Linked DNA regions of Mus musculus: region 2 is linked to region 1. Evidence: chromatin loops called from intact Hi-C (ENCODE). Cell type or tissue: heart. All regions are shown on one strand. Each heading gives the region's core, and the rest is flanking DNA. Links, peaks and the distances in the headings are about the cores only.

Evidence for each region. Peaks named below come from ENCODE experiments on the same cell type or tissue, not always from the same donor. Only the 100,000 strongest peaks of a DNase experiment are listed, where the experiment ranks them.
Region 2: a loop joins it to region 1, with 6 times the contacts of the local background. A loop is called at or near these places in 41 of 42 quality-filtered maps.

Annotation. Positions count from the first base shown.
Region 1 is chr12:35,178,227-35,188,496 of GRCm38, forward strand. No RefSeq gene overlaps it. Among named protein-coding and RNA genes, the nearest start is that of Mir680-3, 12 kb to the right of the region's middle. In heart, for the core only: a CTCF peak has its summit at 4,659 (motif pointing left); no DNase peak of the experiment used is centred there; H3K27me3 peaks cover 914 bases.
Region 2 is chr12:34,659,422-34,669,691 of GRCm38, forward strand. All of the region lies in intron 3 of Hdac9 (histone deacetylase 9), which reads right to left. Among named protein-coding and RNA genes, the nearest start is that of Gm46347, 120 kb to the right of the region's middle. In heart, for the core only: a CTCF peak has its summit at 2,125 (motif pointing right); a DNase peak (open chromatin) is centred at 5,550.

The DNA.
Region 1 (10,270 bases), core at 721-8,720:
ACAGACCTACACAAGCAAAGAAGGACTGCCTTGGATCCTTGAACCAAAACACATTTGCACTCCTAGTTATGACGATTACCTTGATGTGTGAACACCGTAACAGATCTTAAACGAGAGGAATGAGAAACATGAAGATACATGAACACAGTTTATTCAACAGAAACTACTTAGCAAATGTGTAGAGTTGCATCAGCCTGGAGAAGAGTTATAGAGAGAGGAACTGAAGTGAAATGTGCTGTTCAGGGTGCAGGAAGCATCATCCCATGTCCATAGCAACAACCTTGCTCACCATGCAGATGGATTTAGAGGAACCTTAGTACTTGGCAAAAGTGACAAATACAAATAGGGCACATGAGTGCCTCTGGGTGTTTTCGCCACGCTGGAGATCAAACCCAGGCCTTTGCATGGGTGTGGCAAGTGCTCCATCTCGATGCCCCATTTCAAGTTTAAAGCAAAGTAAAAGTTACAATGTTGGAGACCAGAGCATGGTACCTTTGCAGGAGTGGTGACAAGCTTTGGGGGTCAAAAGGGGTGCTCTCCATCTGGACCAGTTGTGGGAGAGTATGAGAAAGGCCATCAAACTGCTTCCTTCGAAGTCTATATTGGTCCTCCATATTGGTAATAACAACATACTGTACAATCCATTGGTAATAACAACATACTGTACAATCCAGTGGGATAGATTGACAGAGGGATTCTGTCTTCTCCGGTCTCATTTCCTCCCTGAGCACGTTAGGCTGCTACTTAGCTCGGGGACCTGTTTAATGAGGAAGCACTAGACGCGGTGGTTGTGGGGCACAGGCAAGTTTTTGCCTGGAGGATGTCCTCACCTGGGTTCCAGCTCTATTCACCTTTTGAGATCACTGTTAGTCTGCCAGGCTGGATAGGAAGAAGCTGCAGCAAGAGCCACTGTCCACAGCCAGTGAGTGCCGTCAGCAAAGGTGCTTTCAAATTGGCTGCTTCAAAACCCGGGCTGTATGGAAGTTTTATAACTCTCCTTAGCTTTAGACAGGCAAGGTGATGTAGTGGACCTCAGCATCTCAGATGTCTACTCCTCTGAGCCAGTTTTTCAGACTGCTGCCAGCAAGTATATTATTGACAAGAGAACCCAGTGGTTTGACACTTGTCTTCTGCCTGCCCCACTGGGGTTTTTGCTATTTAATTTTTTCACAGCAACTTGCCTGTAAGTGTCATTACATACTAGCAAGCTTAACGGACTGGATTTTTAAAGTATACATTAGCATCTATAAGGATTGTAAAATGAAGTAAAAGAAAATCAACTCAGTTTTATTCAGTAAACACACACACACACACACACACACACACACACACACACACACACACACACTTCTTAAGTATTTCCAAATGGTAACTTTTCTCATGGGAAGACAAAAATGATTAGGGATAGTTATATACGTTTACATGGAAGCTAAAAAGCTTGACCCCTGAATTATTCTCTTTCCTGGCTGTATGGGCTTGTTTCATGTTTAATTCACCACATGTTCTTCCATGTCCATTGAGGCCATTTAGATGCTGGGGACCATGGCAACGCCACCGTGGGCACCTGTGCACCAGTTCACCTGCAAGGATTTGTATCTGCTTATTTCCTATTATCCCGCGTTCACTCTCAGTCATCAGCTGCCCCAGTCCTCTGAGGAACGGGATTGTTGGGTTCAGCCCCCTGCCCCCACCTCTGACCCCAGTGCTGGAAAACTGCTTTGTAAAGGATATGACATTCCCATCAGCAGTGTATAAGTTTCGCTCCTCTATGCATTTTTCAAGCATGTATGCCTTAGCACACCATCCTGGTGGGGAGCAAGTGGTACCCCACTTATATTTTCACTGATGAGTAAGGATATTGAATGTCTTTTCAAGCTCGCTGGTCACGATTTCAAACTCTTGCCCAATGTCAAAATCATCATTGCTTCCCTACTCTCTGTGTCTAGTTCTTTCTAGATTCTAGGTAGTAGACTCATACACATTTTAAGTATTGTCTCCAACTCTGTAGGTAGTCTTTTAAAAACTTTTTTCCTAATAGTTCATTTCATAGTGCATATGAATTTAATTTTGGTCAATACCCATTTTTGTATTTGTTCCTCTTGTTTTCTCTGTCACACGTAAGAAACTATTGCTTAATTCAAAGTTGGGCTGTTTCCAGCAGCACTTCCCAGCCAGATGTTTTGTCCTCCTGTACATTCAGCCATTGTGTTCTCATCCATTCTCACTTACATTTTTGTGATGGGAACATTCTTTTGTCCATGGATAGCAGTTGTCTCAGCTGCATTTGTCGAAAGCTCTCTTCTGTTGTGATATCTTGGGATGCTTGTCATAGACCAATCGATCATAAATGCTCAGATTTATTGCTGGACTCTTTGCTCTATTTATCTCTGCGCATGTCTGTGCCTATATTGTACAGATGGATCAGTGCGGCTCTGCACTGAACTGTAAAGTTGTGTTATGATCAGCTCCGTTGTCCTGTGTCTGACTACTAAGTGTTGAATATCTGTAGCGCCTCTGAAAGCAATAACTAACTGAGAGTTGGGTATGGGTAGGAACAGGGTTGAATCTGGAGGTCACCTTAGGATACCTAATGGTTTTTACCAGTTTGTAAGATCTTAGCAAATGTCTTCGAGTATGTGAACCTGAAATTCCTTCCTACTTCTTTTGGTTTCCTTCGTGTCTTTCAATGCTATGTTATAATCCTCAGCGCACACATCTAGCAGATTTTATTTATCTTACATGCATGTGTGTATGGTGTGATTTTGTGTGTGCAGGTATGCACACACATATTGTGGGCATGTTTGTAGAGATAGGAAGATAATCTTAAGTGCCATTCCTTCAGAGTCACCCACTTGAAAATAAGACATTGTAGAGGGATCAAAAGCTCTCAGGGGTTAAAGTTCTTGCTGTACAACCTCAAAGACCAGAGTATTTGATCCCAGAGCCTCAAATCCCTGAGTATCAGCTGCATACATGTGACCCCAGTTACAAGCAGGGGTGGAGTCAAGAGGATCTGGGGTTTGTTGGCTTTTAGGCTAGCTGAGGAAATGAACCCCAGGGTTACACAGAGACTTCCTATGTCTTTAGGTTTCTTCAGAGTTATTGCCTCAATGGAATAGGTGGAGGCCGATAGAAGAAACCCAGTGCCCTCTTTTTTTTTTCCTATAAGTATGCAGGTGTGCATGCTCACCACACACATTTTAAAGAAGTTATTTGTATGTGGGGAATGGTATGTGTATGCATTCGTGGTGTATGTGTGGTACGTGTGTGTGTGTGTGTGTGTGTGTGTGTGTGTGTGTGTGTGTGTGTATGTGTATATGCATACACATGGAAGCAAGAGCAAGCTGGTTGTATTTTCTATCACTCCTTACATTATTGCTTTGAGAAGTGGGAGCCCACTGACCTGGCTAACCTGGCTCTATAGAAATCTCCCAAGATCTCCCTGTATGCACTCCAATCCCAGAGGTCACAGACATATGACCTCCAGGTTTTGTTTGTTTGTTTGTTTGTTCGTTTTGTTTTGAACGTGTGTGCTGGAGATTTGAGCTCAGGTCCTCAAGTCCTGCAGTTTGCTCAGCAATGCTCTTACCCACTGAACTCATCTTCCAGGCCTTGCACTTTGTTTTTGAGACAGACTTTCTTACTGAGACCTGGGACTCACCAATTTGTGTAGGCTGGCTGCACAACCAGCCCCAGGCCTCCTGCTATCTCTGCCTCCCCAGCCCGTGAGACTACTCCTACCTGCTACCACACCAGCACTTTAGGTGGATACTGGGGCTCCGACTCAAGCCCTCACGCCTGTTCAAGCACTTTACTGACTCAGCTCTCTCCACAGCCCTTAGCAGACTTTTTTCTACTTAAAATGTCCATATTGGCTTTGATGCTATTACAAGTGGAGTGTTAAAATTTTAGTGAGAATATTATATTTTGTCTAAGAATTAACTTTCATTTTGAGTGGAGTTTTCCTCAAGAATTTGTTCTCAAATTACTTTGTGGCATAAAGAAGTTTGAGAGAATAATCCAGGTCACGTGAGTGCTTCATCTCCTTTGAGTTGTACATCTCTGATTCGCATTTCTTCAGTGCAGGTATAGCAAGGAGCCCTCTGTGCTATTACACTGTAGGAAAGACACACAAAAACATTTTTTCCTCCCAAATAATCATTTTGGAAATCCTTTTCCTTCAGGTTTTAGTCATTGTAATTCTGAAGTTAAATGAATGGCTTTTCTTTTACCCAAACTGTTATATAAGTTTCTTCTATGAAATATACCTTAGATGTCTACATACCCTGTAATGCTCCAGGGAATCTGTCTTAAGTATTTCCTGTCTCTTATGAAGTAGGACAACTTTCAAAATTCGAAAAATAGGTATTAGAACAGCAATGAGCACTCTCGTTTAAATAGCCATCTTTTCCAGGCAGGGCCGGGGCTTGAGAGTGAGGGAGAATTTGTGGCATAGCTGGTTTCATTCTATGAGTTTCAAAGAAGACAAAAATTACCTTTTGCTCAGATTTTCTTTACAAAGTGACAGGGGCTCACCATAACTGAAAACTAAGATTCTTAGTTTTTGGCCTGTGCTGGGATAAACAGTTGAGGGAGCCAGCTAGCCTTCTACTGTCCCTTACACCGGAAGGCTCCAACTGTTAAGCAGCACCCCCCTCTAGTGGCCAAATCGAAAAAGACAACTCAGTGTAATGGCTTGGTCTGTTCCCAATGGAAACCTAAAGTTTGGAAACACCTTGGTCTTTCACATATTGCCAACACAAGTTTTCACAGTGACTCCGATAGTCAGCTCAGATCCAGAACATTCCTATGTGTTCACAGTCACAATCTCTTTCCCCTTTCTGCTCCCAGTGTTAATATTGCTTAGATTTCTAAATCTTGGATGTGTCGCACAAAATGTGACTAAACATCAGCTATGGCTTTGTCTCCGGCAAGAGCGCTCCCACAGCAGGAGAAAAGGGAAGACTCTGAGAGAATGGGTGCGACTCTTAGCTTCATTTAGGGCAGTAGTTCTCAACCTTCCTAACGCTGCAAACCCTTTAGTACAGTTCCTCGTGTTGTGGTGACCCCAAATATAAAATTATTTCTTGGCTTTTATAAGTTTGCTACTGTTATGAAATGTAATATAAATATCTGACATGTGATCCTCCCCAAAGGGGTCGTGACCCACAGGTTGAGAATCACCGCTTTAGGGCTCGTGAAACCAGAGGCCCAGAGACCAAGCAGCATCAAAACACGTGACTGTAAATCATGGTCCTTGCACCCAGGACAGACTTGTTCTCAGGGCAGAATGTGACAAGCTTTAAAAGGTCGCTTAGGTAACCTTTCTGTCTTTCTGATAGGTCGGGACTTAACTTGACCATTAAAAGAGGTTTTGTTGTTGACGCTCGTTTATGTGTGTAAGGGGGTTGGGTGAGACGGACGTCACATGGCCACCAGTGGGGAAGGACAGCTTTCTGAATTGGTTCTCTCTCCCACCATGTGTGTCCCTCGGATCCACTTTGTGTCAGGCTCTGTGGTAAGCCTCCTTGCCTTTGCTTGCTGAGCCATTGTTTTTGTTTATGTGGTTTGTCTTATTGTCAGCCGACTGTGATGGCACGTGCTTAGCACCCTAGGACTCAAAGTGTCTGAGGCAGGAGGAGCTGGAGACCAGCCTTAGGAAAATAGCAAAACACTCCCCCCCCCCCAAAAAAAAAAAAAAAACAAAACAGAACAATCTTTTTTTTTTTTTCACTTTGAAATGTTATGAAACTAGTAAGTCAATTGAATATAGAGTTTGGACAGTAGGGATTATTCCTGCCTAACACACACCCACCTTCAATATGTAAAACAGCGCCATCCGCCGTTGGTACCCACGCCTCATGCTCCACTTCTTTCTCACTTCCATCTTATTCCTCGGGTCAGAGAGCAAGGTGCTTACTTTACCACAATGAGGTGATTAGTGCAGCGGACTGTGTTTGCAAATTGCTCATTGGCAGATGCAATGTTGAAGGGTTGCTTTTCCCTCTTTTATTTATTATATATGTTCATTTTCGCCTTTCTCAGCCTTGGGGGGTCATTTTATAAACTTACCTGTGTGCTTCACTTACTCAGGTCTGAGACAGAATGAATGTCTTAGTTTGTTGTCTCTATGCCCGTGCAGGGCACTCGCTGCAGAACAGAGCTGGCCATTTGCTACAAGTCTGCATGGGCGCATCTGTCCAGAAGGCTCATGTGTGGGAAACTTACTCTCCAGCTGATGGTGCTGTTGAGAGCTGTTTAGATCACATAGCTGAATGGGCTGCTGGGAAATGCATCCTAGTTGCCCAAAGGGTGTGTCTGGGGGAAAGGATGTCCTTGGAGGGAATGAGGGTGTGTTTGGGCCCCCAACCCTTCCTCCCCATCGCCCACTTGTCTGTCTAGGGTGAGACCCTATCCTATGCTCTACGGCATGCTCCCTGCCTAGATGTTCTGTGCTGAGGCCCAGAAGCAAGGCAAACATGAGCACAGACCCAGCAAAGCTTCTCTCAAGCTGCTTTCTGTGTTTGTTGTTGTTACTGTTGTTCTTGTTAACCAAAAGATGAACCCACAGCACAGCTTAGTTAGGAGCCAGAGAGATGGGTCTTGCAGCATGATTAAGTTAGAGCGAACAGGGATGGCTCCTGCAGCATGGCTAGGTTAGGAGCGAGAGGGATGGGTCATTCGAGTTCTGCTGCTGCTGAGTCTGTGTATTGTGACATCGGGGTTGTTACAGGAGGAGGCAAAGGTTTTGTATACACATTTTCTAAATGCATCCAAGTATACATCAGGATCACCTCCTATCATTACATGTTGTACTGTGTATGTTTCAGCTCTTTTTCTTCTACTGACATTGGATGAGTTGCTATTTCTCTGCTTTAGTTTTAATTTTTTGGCTTTGTTGAACTATGGTTGAGACAACAAAATATATTTTAAAATTATCTATTTAGTTAGTTATACGTGGGTATAGCGTATGTGCATATGTTTGGGGAGGAGGGGTAGACATGTGCTACAGTGCACACATGGAGGTCAGAAGTCACTACCTGTAGCAACCAATTTTTCTCCTTCCATTACATGGGTTCTTGGAGATTCAACTCAGGTTGGTGGCAAGTGCCCTCACCACTGAGCTATTTTGCTGGCCAATATATGTCTACAAAGTGAAGTTTTGACGCTATACATTGTGAAATGATTGCTTTAATCAAGCTAATTAGCACATTTATTGTCTCACATAATTACTTTGTGCTTCTGCTTTAGTGAATATGAACTATGGGATGTATACTTGCTTTTGCAGTCAGCCGGGTGTGCGTGAAACCTCCAGAACTTATTCTCTGTCTCTCTCAAGTCTATAGATATTTCATTGATTTTATCACCTACCAATGGTCACTTACATTGATTTCCTGTCTTCTTTTCTAAAAGGTCTTACAGGTATAGATTCTGTGTTGAGAAATCCCCCTCCTATACCATCTTTCTCCTCTTACCCCCTTCCTCTTAATTCCATCTGCAGCATTTATTCTTTTATAACTGAAAGTTTGGAAGCCTTGGAGTCATGGTAGGCAAATTCTATATTTGTACATATGTATAGACATCCATGTATATATGCCTAACTATATACCTGTATATACATAGACATATGTGCATTCATTTATATTTCCATATTTTAGCTGTGCATAACATTGCCATGACTAAGGAAGTACAGTTGTCTCCTGGAGATAGTGAATGGATATGCAACAAGGAGATTACTGGGCTCTGTGAGAAAGCTCTATCTTAATTGTAATCCTTATAGGCTTCCTATAATGGCTATCCCAGTTTCTGTTCCAAGAAATGGCACTGAAGGACAGTCTTACTTCTACCTCCTCGCCAACCCCCAGTAGCCTGTAAACGTTTGACAATGACCTATCTGACAGGTGTGAGGTCATTGTGGTTTGCTTTGCCTTTCCCTGGTGGTTAATGATGCTGAACACCCTTTTATGCACAATCAGCCAGTGACCAGGGTCATAAGAACCTGTGTCAGCTGGAGAGTTTACTCCTATATACTTTGATTTTGATTCCTCTTGAGGCATGTTGGCTCACTTGGTGAGACAGCTTGCATGAACAATGAATAGCAGCTGTAGTTAGGAAAGGATGGGGTCTCAGCACAACTAATAAAAGCTTATCGTCCTTTACAATTACTCGTTAGCAGAGGGGATTAATTAGTGAATTTCCTAAACACTGTTTTGTCGGAGCCCACTCCAGACAAGTGTAGTTTGGGTGGATGTGTGATGCTGTTGGACTAGAAACCAGATCTGGTGTTTAGTTTCCAGCATGTTACTGACTGCATGATTGTAGGTACCATTTGAACTTTCCCCTGCCTCCTTAGAGGTAGTGCTTTCTGCATTCTACCTCAAGTACATTCTAACTGAAATGGAAGTAACTGCCTCTTTTGAACTTACATTGGTGCATACATTTTTGCACAGTAATTTAGGACACAAGTATGAGGCTTTCCTTAATTTATCTTTCACAAAGTGGTAGGTACCTATAGGGGTTGCCAAGAATTCTCTAGAATTGAGAAAGTGTATAGAACAGAACTTCGGTCAAATAATAATGCTTTAGTAACTAGGAGGACAATCCAGAGACAGACTCTCCCAATCTACCTACAAAATTTCAGTCATTGGGCTGTTACTTAGGAGGTAGGCAGCCCAGAGACAGGACCAGATGACTTCTCATCAACAGGTGTTCTTGCCGTGTCAGGTTCCTGGAGGACAGTGCACACATCTTGGGTGCACGTGGGACTCAATGGCAAGCAGAGACTGATTGATAAGAGAAACCTGGGTCTCTTGGCTTGGTCTCTTCCCTGTACACACATCTCTGGGAGTTACCCTTCTGCCAGTGCAGCACGTATTTCTCAGTGATGTCTGCCCCATCCTTTGCAAGCCATTTGTAGTCATTGATCACTGTTGACCTCAGGAGTGACTTTAGAAGGTTTGCTTGCGTAAGTAGTACGAAGAACAATCAAATCAAGTAAAGAGGCAAACAGAATGGGAGCGAGCACTTGCCAAGATACATTGGATAAGAAGTTAATATCCAAAATGTTTGATGCACCTACAATTCAATAGCAAAACAAAAGGAAACCACTGTTACCACCACCACTGCACTGCTTAAAAAGTGATACTAAGCTGACATTTTCTTAAATAAAAAAAGAGAGTTGCAATTATAGAAGAAAAGAAAAAGAAAAGAAAAGAGAAAAGAGAGTGTTTCCTGTTCTTTTTTTGTACTTCTGTGGTGTTGTCTCCCTATTCATTCATTTTCTTCTTGATTTTTGTTTTGTCTGTCTATCTATCTATCTATCTATCTATCTATCTATCTATCTATCTATCTATCTATCTATCTATCTATCTATCTGGAACGAACTATAATCCAGAAGCATGCCTGTGATATGGATCTTGAGGCTGGAAGACACAGATTTTTGGTCCAGAGCTTGAGGTGGGATGACATATGTTTTTGGTCCAGATGGACACACACATTTAATTCAGATCTTGAAGAGTACCCTTAATCTGGGCCATACCATCAGCTGGAGCCTATATAAGGACAAGAAGGAAGGGGTTGATCCTTCTTTGCTTGATTGCACTCATTTTGCCAATTATGCTTTGGTTCTCCAGAGTATACAAAAGACTAGCTGAAACACTCAGCCTTGTGGGAGTGAGCAGGGACTACTAGACTCTTAGACTTTCCGTTCACAGCTGGCAATTTTTGGGTTGGTTGGAATGCAGCATGTAAATATATATATATATATATATATATATATTTGTTATATATATATATGTTCTGTGACTCCAGAGAACCCTGATGAATACACACAGGCTGATGTCATCATTCCTCGTGTGCTCACTGGTTTGTCTTACCTCAGTTTTCCTTTGCTGTCTTTCAGCTCTCAATCTCGAATGAAAATGGCCAGTTCACAAGTCTTAGTTGAAGTATATGTTTGACTGGAATAGAAATTGGGGGTTTCAGGGTAGGCAGGTAGAGACATAGCTTAATGGAATAGCACTTGCCCAGAATGTACAAGGCCCTGAGCTTTGTCCTTAGCACTGGGAAGAGAGAAAGAGATAAAGAAGAGGTGGGTAAAGAAGGGACTGCCTCCATGGTCTGTTATAAGGGACTAAAGGCTTATTGCTAAGCTATCTCCTGAATGTCATTCAATTAGGGTTGTTGTCTGAATAAAACGTTCTCTATTCTAATAGATCATACTTTCCAAAAAAGAAAGAAGCCACAACCAATAGCCTAACTGGATGCATTG
Region 2 (10,270 bases), core at 1,350-9,349, 520 kb before region 1:
GAATCTCCATGGACCTTGGAAATGCTGCAAATTGGAATAAAATATAAAGTAATTTTGTGATAATTAGAAAATATCTAATCTCATTAGCTTTTAGGAGAAAACACCAAGACATAGAAACAACAAAAATGGTGGATCTGTAGTTAACAGCAGTCGTTGCTATTCGAGAGGACCCGGGGTTTGTTTCCCAGTTTCCATGTGGTGGCTCAGAAGCATCTGTTGTGAAGATCTAGCGCACTCTTCTGACCTCCATGGGTGCCAGGTATCACAAAGTGCATTTATACACACATAGTCAAAACACTCATACATATAAAACAAAACTAAATAAATCTTTGTGCATGCAGTCAAAAGACTCATAAAAACTACCAAAATACTAACATCCTTCTTAAGATCATGAAGATAAATTGTATAAACATATAGATTTATTCCTCAAATATCAAGGACCTCATTAGATATGAAGGAACCTACATGTCGCATATATATATATATATGTGTGTGTGTGTGTGTGTGTGTGTGTGTATATATATATATATATATATAAACCATCATCACTTTTAGTAATTGTGATGATGTATCTCTTAACAAAGGAAGGAGGAAGACAATATGCCTGGTGACTTCCAATGGAACCACAGAGGTATCATCATAAACAGTCACATAAAAGCCATGTACACAAAATACACAAAATGAATTTCAGGCTATACTGAGAAAACAATGTTCTTGCATCAAGCACTGGCTGGCCTGCTAGCCAGGTGGCTGGATTTAGAAACCAGAAGGCCCCGGGGAAGGCAGTCGTCGGTAACTACAAAGCTAATGTGGTCAATGCCCGGTGTCGTTATGGGGATTAGAGGGGGGTCACACTCCACAGCAGCACCTGCACAACTATGACATAAGCTTCTAGCTGACATAAATCATACTCTCTCTGTTTTGAAAGCAAATAATAAAATAGTTGTTCCATGTCTCTTGACCTTTACTTCTGGGAAACTTACATTTTTCCCTTTTTTGCTTTGGAAGGAAACCTCCCCAGCCCCTCCCCTCCTCCCCCCACCCCTGCCACAATGAAACATACTCAAAACACCCATTTCTGAACACATGCATAAAAAGTCATCTCCTTATCTCCAAAGTAATTCTAAACACCATTAACTTATTATGTTGCAAAGTAGCTTAACATAAGGCAGAAAGGCAGGAGGAGAACAAGACACTCAGAAAGACAGACACCAAAAGGAAAGCCAGGGGTTAATAGAGATGGAGACCTGTAGCTGCCCAGCTGAAGATGGAGAAAAACCACTGAGGCATTTCCACCGAGAGCTGCTAAAGGTTACTTAACAAGAATGCAGGGAACGTGCTGCACACTTGGTTTCTAGATTCATCTTTCCCATAGAATCCAATTATGCAAAATTGCACTTTGCCCAAGCCTGCTTCTCAAGTCAGCTTTAACTTGATATAAGATTCAATGAAATGAAAAGAGAAGACAGAAATCACCCTGAAGTCACTGAATTAAAGATATGTTTTATAATTGCAGACATTTATAAATCCAATTTGCCATAAAAGCAAAATGCAGAGTGGTAATGTGACAGGAAGGGGGAAACCCACTGAATGAGCATTATCCTGTGTCTATACTATAGCTTCTGCTCAGAGACAATAGCCAGGCCTGCTATATAGGGAGCATTTTATTTGCATTCTAAGATTCATACTCACACACATGATGGTTCTCTAGTGTCTCAGAGAAGACCAAGGGAGCTGCGCACATTATTTATAGTGAATGGCTGACTTACGAGAGAGAAAAATGATCTTTACAAAACAATTAAGGGTCAGTATATTGGGTACATGGACAGAAATACCAGCAAAATGTGTGCTGTGCACATGGACATATAAACCACCAGCAACAGACTTAGCACATAGATACATAAACCAGCAAGAACCAGGGACAATATTGTGCAAAAACCATGGGCCAAAAAGGGGCAATGCTGTGCATGTGGACACACAGTGCAACAAAGAGCAGTGTTGTGTACATTGAAACATAAGCCATCAAGACTCAATACTATGAACAGAATATATAAATAATAAAAGGGTGGTGCTGTGTATATTTAGACACAAAAGCAAGGATCAGTATTGTACACATGGACACATAAGCCACCAAGGGGCAGTGTTGTACACATGTACACATATACACACTAAAACAAAACAGCAAGGGGCAGTGCTGTATACATAGACCATAAACCACTAGAGGAGTCATCTTTTTTTGATCCACCAGCACAGAAATGCTATGCTCTAACAAATAACCCAGGAGATTCTCATTGAAAATTTTGAGACTTAGTAAAGTGCACCTGTGGCTTTTTTTTTATCCTCCTATCTCACCTAGTTCCATTTTAGAAAGAAAGAGTCAAAATGTTTGGCCTTTTAACCCTTCACTTGTCTCAAAATCACATACTTAGGGTCCTATTTGAAAAATAAATAGAGAAGGCTGTGAATTACTAACTTAAAAATGTTTTCAGTGAATCAGCTTTGAGTAGATTAGTGGTTTTCAGCCTGTGGGTTGCAAACCAATGGGGGTAAAACAACTTTTTTCACAGGATCCTCATAACAGATATCCTACATATTAAATAGCTACATTATGGTTCATAAGTAGCAAAATTATAGCTATGAAGTAACAATAAAAATAATTCTATGGTTGGGGGTCACAACATGAGGAACTATATAAAAGGGTCACAGCATTGGAACGGTTGAGAACGGCTGCTTTAGATCCACGATTATTTGAGCAGAATAAGAGTAAGCACAATTCACATGGAAGCTGTTGGACTTCCTTTTCCATTACATTTCGTGTCAATGTCTACCGAAGGACGCTTAAAGACAGACCATCCCTATACAGTCTTATAAAGTGACCCCTGGCTAAGCATCCTCAAAAAGTCCTGTTCAGATTGTCATAGTGTCAGGGCATCTTACTCAGTATTTTATGGCTTAGCAACCGAGCAAAAAGTGTGACCGGCGACTGCTCATTTTCCTTTCCTTTCTGGGAAGAGAGGGGAAACCATCTTCATTTGGAAACTTTTTAATATGTGTTTAAAATACTCACAGCTGTGTATTCTGGCAATTGTCGGGTGGAGCAAAGACTTTGTAGTGCTGTTAACTGGGACTGGCCTGGGGGGCGGGGGGCATTGCACTAACATGGTGAATTACTCTGTTTAGTTTGCTCTATAAAGAAGCAGTATAAAACATTTAGTCAGTATGATACAGAGAGCAAATATGAGCTATAGGTTTTGTTTGTTTTTGGTTTTGTTTTTAACCCTCCTGCCTATGGTAAGATGTTAAAAAGAAAATTAACTTTCCTAAGAGGGATCCTATTATGATTTGTCACAGACTCTCACATGAATTCCCCCTATGTTAGTCTAGTATGTTATCACAACAAAGTAGCCAAGACAAATTATAAAAAGCTAGCAGTTCTGAAGTAAAGAGAGATCAGCCCTAGTTCTTGGGCCTACATGGTATGCACTCACTGATAACTGGATATTAGCCCAGATGTTCAGAATACCCAAGATACAATTCACAGACCACATGAAGCTCAAGAAAAAGGAAGACCAAAGTGTGGATGCTTCAGTCCTTCTTAGAAAAGCCTATGAGAGGAGATATAAAGACAGAGTTCGGAGCAGAGACTGAAGGAAAGGCCATCCAGTGACTGTCCTGCCTGGTGATCCATCCCATATACAGTTACCAAACCCAGACACTATTGTGGATGCCAACAAGTGCTTGCTGACAGTAGCCTGATATAGCTGTCTCCTGAGAGGCTCTGCCAGTGCCTGACAAATACAGAAGTGGAAGTTCACAGCCATCCATTAGACTGAGCACAGGGTCCCCAGTGGAGGAGCTAGAGGAAGAACTCAAGGAACTGAAGGAGTTTGCAGCCCCATAGCAGGAACAACAATATGAACCAACCAGTACCCCCAGACCTCCCAGGGACTAAACCATCAACCAAAGAGTACACATGGAGTGACTCAAGGCTTCAGCCATATATGTATCAGAGGATGGCCTTGTCTGGAATCAATGGGAGGAGAGGTCCTTGGCCTTGTGAAGGCTCGATGCCACAGTGTAGGGGAATGTCAGGACAGGGAAGTGGAAATGGGTGGTTTAGTGAGCATGGGGAGGGGGAATGGGCTAGTGGGGTATTCGGAGGGGAAATGAGGAAAGGGGATAAAAATTTGACATGTAAATAAAGAAAATATCTAATAAAATGAAAAAAAGAGAAAAGTCAAAACAAAAAGAAAAAAAAAAAAAGAGAGAGTTTCCAGGACAACTTTCCAAGGAGCAGGTGTTGCAGGAAATACAGGGACCAGCAGCAGAAATCCTGAGAGACAGAGGTATCACAACCTTCTAGGAGATATGCCCTGGTGATCTGAGGACATCCCACATCCCTTGCCTTCCTCCAAAGCCACTGGGAGGAGGCTAAGTCATGTCCTATTGGGTGGCACACATGTAAAACACAGCAGCCCATCAGTTAACAGAAATTGGGGAGACTTTGAAAAACAGGAAGAGACACCAAATGAGTGACTCAGGACGCAAAAAACAAACAAACAAACAAAAGCAGAAGAGACCTAACAAATCAAAGCCCCGAACTCTTACCTCTGGGTTCCCAGATAACAATGGGAAACTTCAACCTGCTCTTGCTGTGAGATTGCAATGAATGTTAGCAGGTCCTTTTCAAATGCAGGTAGGAAAATAACTCCATTAACTATTGCTAATAAGAAGCAATCATCTAACGTTTTTAGATAGGACAGTTTGTTAAGAGTCTATCCAATGTTCTATTTCTAATTTAAATGAAAAAGGCATTTTCACGACAAGAGAAAGAACAAACTCTTCTTCAAACTAAAGAGAAGGGTCTTCGTAAGACATTCACACCCATTCTTTAATTCAACTTAATGGTAGAAAGGAAAAGAAAAATGAGAGATAGAAGTTGACACTTCAAATAAATGCAGGGCTATAAAAGTTAAAACAGAAAGTGACAATTTCTGAGATCTAAATGGCCACAATTCTTTTATGTTGAAGCAGCCACAAAGAAGAATGCTGATGAGGACTGCCTGTCTCTGAGCGCTGTCAAATTAAATGTATTTTGAAATCATCTCATTTAATGTATTGCCACATCAAACTATCAATTTCAAACATTTTATGGATTCTTTTTCGATGCAAACATTTTCGTTTCCTTTTTTATAACACAATTACTGCTATTTTAGGAGGATGAAAGAAACTTTCTTAATTATGGATGAGAACATAACTTTTTTTAGCAAATGATTTGTAATTAAACCAATTACGTTTAGTATTCACGAACTCAGAATGTCTCTTCTGTATGTACGAAATTAGCATTGGTCTACTCTAGTCTCCTTTGGCAAACTCTTAGAGGGGAAATGACTTCCTAAAAACTTTGGAAAACCTACCTTAAGTCTCAAGAGATTGCTGCAGCATTTGGAACATGAACGCTGCTCTTTGAGCCTTTTTAAGAGAACCCTAAGTGAAAAGAAGCCCTGACTCATGACGCCAGGAGCCACCAGGGGGAGTCAAATCCTCAAAACATAAGTGAAGGAACAGGCTGAATGACGCACCAATCAGGAAAGATGGGCTGAGACAGGTGATGGTTATAAGGTCAAAACAAGGGGCTGATAGAACATTTTAGCCTGAGAGGAAAAAGAAAAAAAATGACCTGATGCATTCATCTTGAGAAGAACATATTCACCTCTTTCTATGAAAAGTCCCAGAGTACAATAAACTAAGAGGTGCTTCTCTGCTAACCCAGTAATTCTTATAGGGAGAGGGCGCTGGCTTTAACCTCCTGTTGTCTACAGCCTCTGAATCAGACCCTGTTCTAACACATGAGAGGGACGAAGGATTAGCCTGATCTGCAAGAATTAACAACTTCCACACACAGGAAGGAGACATTTCTGAGAACAATAAAGAGGCCAGCAAAGATATCCAGCAACAGAATAAATGTGTTCCTGTATATACAGTTTCAACTCAACATGGCATGTGCATTCTACAAAAAGTGAAATTACAGAATGGATACAGTCTACAAAACAGGAATTCTGACTTTAAGAAGAGTACCTTTTCAGATGGGGGAATTACCTAAGTATCTGATTAAAACCCTACTGTCCACATCTTCAGGACACAGGCCAGGGCGAGTACACTCAGTTGCTTTCTGACCTGGCCTTCTCTAGGATGGAACCCTGTTCAGATCCTTCCTATTCAAAGATATTCTGATGCAGAAGTTCTAGAAAATACACACGGAATTTGGTCAGGACTCGATTCAATAGTTAACTGAATAAAATAGGGTTGCTCTGACCAATTTTTAGACCATATTAAACTGTTTATCGGATTAGTAGGCTCATGAAGATAAACACAATATTTTCCCACTTTTAGTAAAATAAAACTATGATTCATCTTAGTAAAAATAAATACATATAAAACTGTTAACTTACTGAGGAAAAATTTTTCCTTAAGAAAAAGGAGATATAGTATAGATCAAATATACATTAAATCACTTTGCTTGAATCAAATGAAAAAATGTAGAGACAGGAAAAGAGGTATAAAACAAGGTAGAAATTTATTTCTTTTTTATATTTTTCTAGATCTTTAAAAAAGTTAGGGCTGGAGAGATGGCTCAGCTGTTGAGAGCACCGACTGCTCTTCTGGGGATCCTGAGTTCAATTCCCAGAAACCACATGGTGGCTCACAACCATCCATAATGGGATCTGATGCCCTCTTCTGCTGTGTCTGAAGAGAGCAATGGTGTACTCATACACATAAAATAAAGAAATAAATCTTTTTTTTAAAATGTTAAACATAGTCTACTTTATTTGAATTTAAATGCAGTTTTAAGACAAATACTGACACATGAAGTTATAAAATTATAGTTATTATGGGGTGTATTGTAATATTTTGGTGCACATATTTATGGTATAGCATGTAAATCTGTTTAAATGCACTTGCTACCTCTAAAAAGCTTCAGGTAGTCATGGTCAAACATGCAATTCCTTTCTTGTAGATTTCTGAAATGCAAGTACAGTAGAGCTATGAGCAGCAAGACCAATCTGCATGGGTACCTGGGACTCCCTGCTCTTACTTTACTGTGAACAGCACTTTCTGAACAACCTTGTGTTTAAAGTGAACATGGATTTCAGCAGAGCTGAACATATCAGGCACAAAGGCAGGTTGGGTCACATAGTTACACTCTGTTTTAGAAATAAATGAAGAAACAAACAAAATAGAAACATTAACAACAGAAAAAAATATTTGCTGTCTTTATATAAAGACATATGGTCTTTCTCTCCTGTTCTGTATAAACATTTAGATTATTTAATAGAAACAGAAGTTCAATGAAGTAGATATACATTTTGGAGTAAGAAAGCTCTTCAGTTTACCCCCTAAAATAATGATAAAACACAACATTATAAAGAGAGGAATATATAAATAGTTATATGTATTCATCCAGAGCTTTATAGTGTTCTTGAAATTGGAAATGAGAGAAAGCATAACTATAATAGATATTTTATAGATGAGAGAATAGAAGGGTAGGGATGAAATAACTCAGTTTCCTGACATCACACATCACAGAAGAGAATGGCAGATAGAACCTTATTCTTACAATACAAAAGTGGTCATCAGTCAGAAGTCTTCACTGTCTACTTAGGATCACTAACCTTTTTTCCATTCTACTTTAAACAATGGAAAAATAGAGAAATCATTTAAAGTATAATTTTTAAGAGAATGGATACTGGCTACATAGATACAGTTATCAATTTTATATGACACATAGTTCTAATCTGATGCACTGAAATATTCGTCAGCAAGTGGAAACCAACAGCCCTCAGCAGACTCCTATAAACAAAGACAGTCAGAGACAGAGGCAAGTGAAAAACAAAAAGCCCAAACATAAAGCAACAGGCAGCAGCAAGGTGCTCGTTAGCAGGGGGAGCAGAAACATCCCAGAGAAAACTGGCATGGCAGTTCCTGAGGATCCAAGATGCCACAAAGAACTGGTACTACCAGAGAGAGGAAAAGGTGCCCATCCTAAGATGTGACTAAAATAAACGGAAGGGTTGCCCTTGGCAGAAAAACTAAGCTCAGGACAGAACTAAGCTCACCCTGCCTAACAGGACTGCTAAGCATCAGCATCGAAGGTTAACCTTGTATCATTCTAAATATAATTTTTATAAACTTACCAGTCATAAAAGAAGCAGGAAATTATAACTCCAAAAAAAAGGAAGGAAAAAATTTAAAGAGAAAAAAAAAACGGAAAAGGAAAAGAAAAAGAAACATCAAAACAGGCTCCCAACACAGAGGTGCTAAAACTAACTGGAAAAACTAAACCTTTAAATAGTGATGTAAGTGTATCCTGTTGGTTGAAAAAATAAAGTAGTGAAATGAAAGGCATTAAAAAGAACCAAGGAAAATATCTAAAGATGGAAACGATAATGGGTCAGGTGGAAAACACATTGGATAAATCAACCACTGTTAGATGTAGCCAGGGATGAAAGAGGACCAGACTTGAAGACACAGTGCAGAAACTACGGACATGACACAGCGAGGAAGGGAAATGAAAGTCTTAGACAAAAAAGAGCTTCGTCCATATGAGAAAACATTCCAGGTCTCAGGTTGTACAAAGAGCCTTCATTCTAAGCCTTCAAGTGGTAGGAAGTAATATTTAGGTTACCAGCACCCACACACTGGCTCACACAGAGCTGTGACTCCTGTCAGAGGTTTTGACACTCTTCCCTGTTCTGCAGATACTACATACACACAGTGCATACACTATGCATCCTATGGTGCATAGATATATCTGCAGGTGAAATATCCACATGCACAAAATAAAATACTTAAAAGATAAAATGTTCAGAAATATTTGAAGAAAAGACAAGACCAAATTATAAATTTGAACAGAATTTTTTACCAAAACTCATAATAATGTGTATAAAATTTATAATTAAATCAAAAATAAAATGTATGGCATTAGGAAAAAAAAGAAAGAAAGAGAAAGAGGAGAAAGAGGAGAAAGAGAGAAAGGAAGGAAGGAAGGAAGGAAGGAAGGAAGGAAGGAAGGAAGGAAGGAAGGAAGGAAGGAAGGAAGGAAGAAGAAAAGGGAGCGATCCAGGCATAGTTTTGGACAAGTTCTCATGTTAGAGTAGATGAGTGATCATGTCACTGAAGGATGCACAGTAGTAAATTAAAGAGAGAGATTATAACTCCTAAAGTGACAACCAAGCTGTAGACACACATAAAAAAGAAAATGAAATCATTTAGAAGAAATAATTATTCTGAGGAAGGAACACATTTTCATACAAGCATTAGAACCTGCTTGATCTCCATAACCTATGTCAAAAAGCTGGATACGGTTCATGTGCTAATATCCACAAGGAACTGCAGGACATCTAGACTCCTGAGATAGCTGGGTATGGCTCATATTCATAGAGAACTACAGAGACAGTTGGATCCCTGACAACTTCTACACCGTGTCCTTACCTACCCGGTGAGCTCCAGGGCAAAGAATGGCTATGCTTCAAAAAACATGGTGGAAGACGCATGATGAATGACATATAAAGTTGTCCTCTAGCCTTCACACGTGCTTATACATGTACACATGTAGAAGCACACACATGGACAAGCCACATGAGAGCAAACATGCATACACACACAGATGGAACACAAGTAAGACTGGCAAATAAAAATAGATCAAATAGAGAGTATAAAAGGAGGGTAATGGGGGTTTTATAACTAATTATGTGCATATATTAAATGTCACAATAAAGATTATTTTGTATAATTAATATATGGTAATAAAACTGCTTTAAATTTATCCAAAATAAGGTTCAAAAGTAAAAGGTAAATACAGAGTAGGTCAGAAAACTGGGAAATAAATTTGAGTCTCACCTTATAAGAGAAACACTTTAAATATAAGTAGTCTAACTATATTAACTAAAAGGCTAAGACTGGTATATTTGACTTAAAACTACAATCTATATATTTACAATAAATATAATAACACAAATGAGTTAAAAGGAAAGAAACATAAAAGAAATAAATGTTAATACTAATCAACAGATTCTGAAGCAAATAATATTTGTAATGATAAAGATTGCCATTTCCTAATAGTAAAGTGGTTAGTTTATGAAGAGGACATAGCAACCTTAAATATTTATGTTTTCAATACAATTTTAAAAATTATTTGGACAAAAAACAGTATACAAGAAATCAGCAAGGACAAACAAGAACTGAATGGCACTATCTCATCACATTTATA